Regions from separate parts of the Homo sapiens genome. Here region 2 is linked to region 1. The links are chromatin loops, found by intact Hi-C in ENCODE. Cell type or tissue: Calu3. All regions are shown on one strand. Links, peaks and the distances in the headings refer to the core of each region. The heading gives the core; the rest is flanking DNA. Region 1 overlaps PPM1H (protein phosphatase, Mg2+/Mn2+ dependent 1H). Region 2 has its middle 19 kb from the start of MON2.

Region 1 (4,400 bases), core at 149-4,148:
GCTTTCACAATATCAGAAAGTTAAAAAAAAAAAAGTAGCGGTGCTTTCATTCTGCTTTGTAAAATGAAGGCTGCCCTGATTAAAAAAAAAAAGTAAGTTGGGAACCATCTGTTTACAAATGAACATGTTATGGTCTGAATGTGTCTCCTAAAATTCATGTGTTGGCAATTTAACCCCTAATGCAACAATGTTGGGAGGCAGACTTTTTGGGAGGTGTTTAGGCCATGAAGGTAGAGCCCTCGTGAATTAATGCTGCTATAGAAAAGGGCTTGTGAGAGTGAGTTCACTCTCTTGCCCTTCCACCTTCTGCCATGTGAAAACAGAGCAAGAAAGCCCTTACCAGATGCTAGTGTCTTGATCTTGGGGCTTCCCAGACCCCAGAACTGTGATAAATTTTGTTCTTTATAAATTACTCAGTTTGTAGTATTGTTATAGCAGCACCAGACAGACTAAGGCTGTGTGTGTGTGTAAATACAGATACGTGGCATGCATATATATTATTAACAAACAGGTAAGAATCCAAACGACATTCCTGAGCACATTTCTTAACAAACCCCATGTCTAAGAAGGTGATGCATGTTCAGGACACACTACCTCCAATCACAGTACCTGGGCATTTGAGGGAACAGGAGAAGCAGCCCATAGAAACTAGGAAGAATTCCCCTTACTCCTCCTCTAAAGCAAGCCATGAGACCTAGCTCACCTTCCCCAGAAAATAGATCATTAAGACCCGATTCCAGAGGGGCCCTGCACCATACCCAGAGGAAAGAAATATCACACAGGGATGCCAAGATGATGCTGAACAAACAGGCCTTGCTAAGTACCCCTACCCCTGAGTTTATTACCATTAGATCTTTTGTCCTTTGATCAAACTTCTGTATGACTGTCCCTAAAAATACAGTTTGCCCTGTTTCCTTGGGGCTTTCTGAAGACATCTATGTGACATAAGCTTATATTAAATCAATTTGTTTGCTTTTCTCTTGTTAATCTGTCTTTTGTTATAGGGGCATCAGCCATGAATGGGTAAGAAATCTCTTCTCCCACATAAGGGTAAGTGTGGAGATTTCAGGCGCTTTGCCTCCTAACAGGAGGATGAGTGGGCCCTTTGATGGTGCTTTAAACCAGGGACCCTTGGGCTCTTTTTGGCTGATATCCATTTGCCTGGGTGGCTGCGTCAGAAGATCTGTTGAGGCAGATGTCTGTGGGTTAGTTGGGAACTCCTCAACAGCTTTGATAACTGCAGGGGCCACCTACCCTCTCCCTCTGAGGATGTGCAGGTTTGAAAGGGCCTTAAATATTGTGTCACTCTGAGGCGCCTTCACACACAGAGCCTTTCATGATTTCCACAAACTGCTTGCTTTCTTCCAGGATAACAACAGGGTATGATATTTCATCAAACATATATGCCATTAGACGCACCATCATTTTATTACTTCCAGGAAGAAAAAAAGCAGCCAATTAAAATATGTATAATTCTTTCTTAACACTTCAAATTTTAATTTTATCCTTTTCATAAGAGCTGAGACTTAGACACATTTTTATTATCTATCACTATTGTATATATTTAATAAGGGATATAGAATTGAAGTAGGTTGGCTAAGGTTTCCAAAACTTTTACATTTAGAATCCAACTGCTCTCATCATTTTTCAACTCTGAATCATGTATGTTCATAATTTTCCACACAGAAGTGTTGTGTGTTTCATGAGAGCACCGGTGACGCAGCATTTTTTAATTAATCCACAACAGCACTGGAAGCCTCAAAGCTAAGGGTGCAGAAGTTCTTAAGCCAGCTTTGCAATCCTCTAGAGCCAGCTTACTTCTGACTCCCACTTCAGGAATGTGGCTAAGCAAGTCTGAGTCACACCTCCTCAAACTCCTCCGCACAATTAGTTGGATCCAGTGATGCTTAACAAGCCCTTCACTTTTCTCTGCAGGATGTTCTTCCAAGCTGCTGGACACCCATCCCACAAAAGTTTGGTGTGTTGGGACTCAGGACATTCTACCCCAAAAAATGGCACCTTGGCATTTGAGGAAACAGCAGAAACAGGAAAGTCTCTCAACTTCCCCTTGTCCCTCTCCCCTGAAGCAGGTCACAGGATCCTCATTCCAGAGGTGCCCGCCCCATATCCAGAGGAAAGAAACATCTTTAACTCTGAAGACACAGGGATACAGAAGAATCTGAACAAACAGCCTTGCTAAATTCTCCCCAGTTTATTCCCATTAGATCACACCCACTTTATCCAATTATATTTCTCCATGACTGTCCAGTCTTCCTCAAACTTAAGCATAAAAATATACAAAGTTTACCTATTTCTTTAGGTCTTCAATTTCTCATAAAGTCTCCTGTGTCATGTAAAACTTATATTAAATAGATTTGTATGCTTTTCTCTTGTTTATCTTGTCTTTTCTTATGGGGGACCTTGTGATGGGTGAGGAAATCTTTTCCGCCCCTGCAGGTGTCTGCCCTTTTGATGTTCACATATGTCCAGGAGATGACATGTCATGCCTGTCCCCTGGCTGGCAGCAAAAATCAAATATAAAATTCAGATATGTTAAAAAAAAACAAAGACGTGTCTTAGTTCTGAGGAAATACTGTCATAGTCACCCCCCCACTGATACTGATGCCACACTCTTAGATTTCTCCATCCTTCTGATTTTTCTTCCTCTGTTGCTAACTGACACAGCACAGGTGGCATGATTCATTTTCTGTCATAATCATGCTTACCATAGAAATTATAAGTACTCCTTGTGTACCTGTGATATATTTTTACCACTCTCTCTTTTTTAAAAAATCACCACCCACCTCCTTGCCACCACATTCAATACTTACTGCTGTTGCATATGTCAAACCCTATGGAGTTAATGGCATTAAAGGAACTCTTCTCAAGAACTTGGTACAAACAGAGCAAACATATGGTTGCTTAATGAAAAATGAGATGCTAAAATACATGGCTGCACACAATTTGTAAAAACCTGTTGGTTTTCAGAGGAAAACACTTACGGTTATTAGTCTATCTTTTTGTGCAATCATAAAAGTTTATATAGTCTTATATGCACACATGTTTACACATGTACAGTCATCAAAATATTTAAAAAAGTTATCTGAGGGTTTTCTTTTTAATGTATCCATAATTGTGGATATTTTGACCATTGGACACAGATTACTTTCATTTGAAAAAAAAAACCCTCTAAAAATTAGTTTTTTGAGAACCCAGTGTTTAAAGCAAGTTTTAAAAGACTGCTGAGAAGAGCGTTACTGCTTCTTGTTCTAATAATTTTAGGGAAAGCCAAAATCCTGGAGAAGAGGCAAGCAGAGCAGGGGCCTGGCTCCAATGCGGGGATGTGGAAGCCGCAGATTCCCATCAGGCCAGCGCAGAGATGTTTTGTCCGCAAACGCAGAGTGGCCAAACAACTTGGTGATTTGGAAACTTCTTAGGGCCTGCCCAGAATTCAGGTGACCATGACTGGCTAGAATTACTTCATTTGTACTGGTCTGTGCCTCTGGAAGCATTGCTCAAGTCAGCATTCTGGAGTCCTGAGTCTTCAAAATGATTTTACTTTGGATTTACCATAAGCAATAAGCCCAAAGTCTGTAAAGTGTTGGGGCAGGAATTTGCTAGTTTGCTAATAATTTACTGACTTTTTTTTTTTGAGACAGAGTTTCACTCTTGTCACCCAGGCTGTAATGCAATGGCTTGATCTTGGCTCACTGCAACCTCCGCCTCCTGGGTTCAAGCAATTCTCCTGCCTCAGCCTCCTGAGTAGCTAGGATTACAGGCGCCCGCTACCATGCCCAGCAAATTTTTGTATTTTTAGTAGAGACAGGGTTTCACCAGGCTGGTCTAGAACTCCTAATCTCAGGTGATTCACCTGCCTCAGCCTCCCAAAGTGCTGGGATTACAGCCATGAGCCACCATGCCCGGCCATGTGTCCATCATTTTTAAAACCTTAACTCCACTCCAGTGCCCAGCATAGCACCCAACATAGTAAAGGTGCTGAGTAAGTATTTGCTAAAAGAATGAATACAGGACATTCTGACCTGCTCTACACAATCACAACATAGTGATTATTTAAACTATAAGATAACACAGCCTTCAATCTTTTGAAAAAGTTAAAAGTAAGGCCCATATTGTATAAAAACCATCTTGGACCCACGTAGTTTGGATTTAGTTAACTTCTTATAAATTGATAGATGTCTTCCCATAAAAACACATGTGCATGGCTGCATGTGGTTTTTAAAACCCCATGATGTTATTTTACAATCCTAAGAATACCTAAATAATAATGCTTTGTCTCTTCACTTAATAAGCCTGCAGATGAGAAACCTATAAATTAGCAGTTGATATTAAAATGCAAATATTATTATTATTATTATTATTATTATTATTATTATTATTTG
Region 2 (4,400 bases), core at 152-4,151, 280 kb before region 1:
TCTGCTATACTCCTATGCATTTCTGTCAGCAGTTTTTATATCAGGCTGTGCAGTTCAACCTGCAAGCCAGTAGATGAAACTTGTAGGTAAGAACAGGCTGTGACCAAGGGTGCTGGGTATATACTTGATCCTTTTTTACTGGGAGAAGCCCTCTGTTGCCTCAGGAAATGGGCTGGTTCTTGGAGTGCAGAGTGGTCTGAACTCCCTGCTCAGCCCCAGGGTGGTGGGGACAAGATGGGCAGGTCTGGACTGGGCAGGTCCACCTACAGGTCCCCCAATGGCAGACACAAGCACCAGCACTGAGGGAAAATCTAGTGGGTGGCCACCGAGTACCCAGAGGTGTGCCTAGGTATGGAGCTGGGAATCCTCCTCAGCCCCAGTTCTCTGCATGGGTTGGGAGGTGGCCAAAACACTTAATCCAAGAAAGTGGGTGCTCTTCATGCCTGGAAATCTGCTTGAGTGTGGATTAGAGAAGGCTCCCTTGCACCAGGATCTCTGCATAACATAGGTGCCACATTTTCTTTACCCATTTATCCGTTGATAAACATTTGGGCTGCTTCCACCTCTTGGCTATTGTGACTAGTGCTGCAATTAACATGGGTGTGCAAATATCTCTTCAAGGTATTGCTTTCAATTCTTTTGAATATATACCTGGAAGCAGACTTGCTGTATCTGATGGTAGTTTTTTGTTTGTTTGTTTGGTTTTTGTTTTGTTTTTTTGAGATGGAGTTTTGCTCTTATTGCCCAGGCTAGAGTGCAATGGTGCAATCTTGGCTCACCACAACCTCCATCTCCCAGGTTCAAGCGATTCTCCTGTCTCAGCCTTCTGAGTAGCTGAGATTACAGGCATGCACCATCACATCTGGCTAATTTTGTGATTTTAGTAGAGATGGGGTTTCTCTATGCTGGTCAAGCTGGTCTTGAACTCCCGACCTCAGGTGATCTGCCTGCCTCGGCCTCCCAAAGTGCTGGGATTACAGGCATGAGCCACCACACCCAGCCCCCAGTGGTAGTTTTATTTTTAATTTTTTGAGAACCACCACACTGGGAGGGTAGGAGGATGAGAGATAATTCTCTAATCCACCTCCCTAAGAATTTGGGGACTAGGGTTTCTCAAGGACAGTTTGGTAGGCAGGGAGCTAGGGAATGGAGAATACTGATTGGTCAGGTCAGAGATGAAATCATAGGAAGTTGACACTTTCTTCTTGTACTGAGTTAGTTCCTGGCTATGGGTTACCAGTCTGGGTGGTGCCAGTTTAACCATAACAAATGCAAGGTCTGAAAAATATCTCAAACACCAGTCTTAGGTTTTACAACAGCAATATTATCCATAGGGACAATTAGGGAAGTTGTAAATCTTGTGACCGTTGACTACATGACTCCTGAGCAGTAAGTAGTTTTAAAAAGGCAAGTTATAAAACAATGGTTAGTTAGAGTTTAACTGTGCCTACATCTTAGCAGAATTCAGGCCTTTATCACAATTCTAGCATTGTGAATTCTAACCATAATTCTACCTTTTGTTAGTTTTACAAAGGCAGTTTCAGTCCTGAGCAAAGAAGCATTTAATTTTGGAAAGGGACTGTTATCATCTTTGAATCAAAGTTAAACTATAAACTGAATTCCTCCCATAGTTAGCTTGGACTGAGCACACAGCTCGTGAGGTTAGAAGCAAGAGTCAGTTATGTTAGATTTCCCTCACTGTCATAATTTTTAGATTTCCTTCATTGTCATAATTTTTGCAAAGGCAATTTCAAACCTCCATGTATTAGTCCATGTTCATGCTACTAATAAAGACATACCCTAGACTGGATGATTTATACAGGAAAGAAGCTTAATGGACTCACAGTTCCATATGGCTGGGGAGGCCTCACAATTATGGTGGAAGGCAAGGAGGAGCAAGTCATGTCTTAGATGGATGGCAGCAGGCAAAAAGAGAGCTTGTGTAGGGAAACACCCCCTTATAAAATCATCAGATCTCATGAGACTTATTCACTATCACGAGAACAACACTGGAAAGACCCGCCTCCATGATTCAATTATCTTCCACTGGGTCCCTCCCACAACACATGGGAATTAAAGGAGTACAATTTTTTTTCTTTTTTGAGACAGAGTCTCGCTCTGTTGCCCAGGCTGGAGTATAATGGGGCAGTCTTAGCTCACTGCAACCTCTGCCAAGGGAGTACAATTTGAGATGAGATTTGGGTGGGGACACAGAGCCAACCATATCACTCCACCTATATCTCACTGGCCAGAATTTAAAAGCATGTCCATATCCAACTGTATAGAAGGCTAGAAAATATAGTCCCTTAGTTGGGCAAATTACTTATTGAATTTTATTTTATTTTATTTTATTTTATTTTATTTTATTTTATTTTATTTTATTTTTGAGACGGAGTCTCACTCTGTCACCCAGGCTGGAGTGCAGTGGCATGATCTCAGCTCACTGCAAACTCCACTTCCCGGGTTCAAGCAATTCTCCTGTCTCAGCCTCCTGAGTAGCTGGGACTACAGGCACATGCCACCATGCCTGGCTAATTTTTGTATTTTTAGTAGAGACAGGGTTTCACCATATTGGTCAGGCTGGTTTCGAACTCCTGACCTCAAGTGATCCACCCACGTCAGCCTCCCAAAGTGCTGGGATTACAGGCATGAGCCACCCCGCCCAGCCTTATTTAATATTTTTTAAAGAGAGTTGTCAAACTCAGCTGATCAGTACAAATGGTGTAATCTTGACCGCAAACATGGATAAATACAAAAAAAGGAAAAGGCCACTTAATTTTTGAACTTTAACAGAAATTTTGAATATTTTAACAGAAATATTCTAAATAAACTACATGTATACTCCACTTTAGACATTTCCAACTAACGTTTTCCCAGTAGAACACCTTTTTGTTATTACTATTCAGATTTCATAGGATGTATACAATACAACATTTTTTGGCTGATGCTTATTATAAAGAATGTTTATACTTATGCCCAGAAAAATATTCAATACAATTTTTAAACAAAACAATATGTGGGGAAAGTTTTGAGTTACATCGTAAATGCAATAGTTGAGCTGTCAAATCTCATGTGGAAATTTTGAAAAGCATACTGCGAGTCAACAAAACCAAGAGAAATGTGCACTGGGGATGTTGCTGGCCCAGAGAGGCCAAGCCATACCTACAGAGCAACTATATGCTTACAGTCAGTCTTAATTTTCAGGTGATCAAGAAGTGATGTTTTAAGCATTATATATATATATATATATATATATATATATATATATATATATTTTTTTTTTTTTTTTTTTTTTTTTTTTTTTTTTTAGATGGAGTTTTGCTGTTGTTGCCCAGGCTGGAGTGCAATGGCATGATCTCACCTCAATGCAACCTCTGCCTCCAGGGGTTAAAGCAATTCTCTTGCCTCAGCCTCCCAAGTAGCTGGGATAACAGGCACATGCCACCATGCCTGGCTAATTTTGTATTTTTAGTAGAGTTAGGGTTTCTCCATGTTGGTCAGGCTGGTCTTGAACTCCTGACCTCAGGTGATTCGCCTGCCTCGGCCTCCCAAAATGCTGTGATTACAGGTGTGAGCCACTGTGCCGGGCTGCACTTTATATTCTTACAGTACTGTTTGTTCATTTTTATGGATTTTTAAAATGGGTTTCGTATGGTTTAGGAAATTGATTTGGGGTTTGGCTTGATATGAAATGCATCAAAACTTTTCCTGGTTGGTGACTTCATTCATGACATCTGATTTTCAAAAACTGATTACAGAGATTAAGCAGGAAATGCCTATATTAAGGGACTTAAATCCAAAAGTGTAATAAAAAAATTATTTGGCTGGGCGTGGTGGCTCACACCTGTAATCCCAGCACTTTGGGAGGCCGAGGCGGGTGGATCACTCGAGGTCAGGAGTTCAAGACCAGCCTGGCCAACATGGTAAAACCCTGTCTCTACTAAAAATACAAAACTAACTGGGCATGGTAGCACATGCCTGTAATCCCAGCTACTCAGGAGGCTGAGACAGGAGACTCGCTTGAACCCAGAAGGTGGAGGTTGCAGTGAGCCGAGATCGAGCCACTGCACTGCAGCCTGGGCGACAGAGTGAGACTCCTCAAAAAAAAAAAAATCATTATAATCAAGTTTATCCTAAGACTGCAAACATAGTCCATACCAGAAAAGTCTAGCAATATAACTTCTCCCTAATATTCTAAAAGAAAAAATTACATGATAAACTCACTAGATTCTTAAAATAATTACCACGGGCTTGGCCCCATGGCTCATGCCTGTAACCCCAGCACTTGGGGAGGCCAAGGCAAGCGGATTGCCTGAGCTCAGGAGTTCGAGACCAGCCTGGGCAACATGGCGAAACCCCATCACTACAAAAAATACAAAAATTAGCTGGGCACAGTGGTG

What was found. A loop is a pair of places that touch in the nucleus more often than their neighbours do. Peaks named below come from ENCODE experiments on the same cell type or tissue, not always from the same donor. Only the 100,000 strongest peaks of a DNase experiment are listed, where the experiment ranks them.
Region 2: a loop joins it to region 1, with 6 times the contacts of the local background. A loop is called at or near these places in 1 of 110 quality-filtered maps.

The regions. Positions count from the first base shown.
Region 1 is chr12:62,723,280-62,727,679 of GRCh38, forward strand. All of the region lies in intron 5 of PPM1H (protein phosphatase, Mg2+/Mn2+ dependent 1H), which reads right to left. Among named protein-coding and RNA genes, the nearest start is that of MIRLET7I, 120 kb to the left of the region's middle. RefSeq lists an enhancer at 1,120-2,319. In Calu3, for the core only: no CTCF peak of the experiment used is centred there; a DNase peak (open chromatin) is centred at 1,832.
Region 2 is chr12:62,445,630-62,450,029 of GRCh38, forward strand. No RefSeq gene overlaps it. Among named protein-coding and RNA genes, the nearest start is that of MON2, 19 kb to the right of the region's middle. In Calu3, for the core only: no CTCF peak of the experiment used is centred there; no DNase peak of the experiment used is centred there.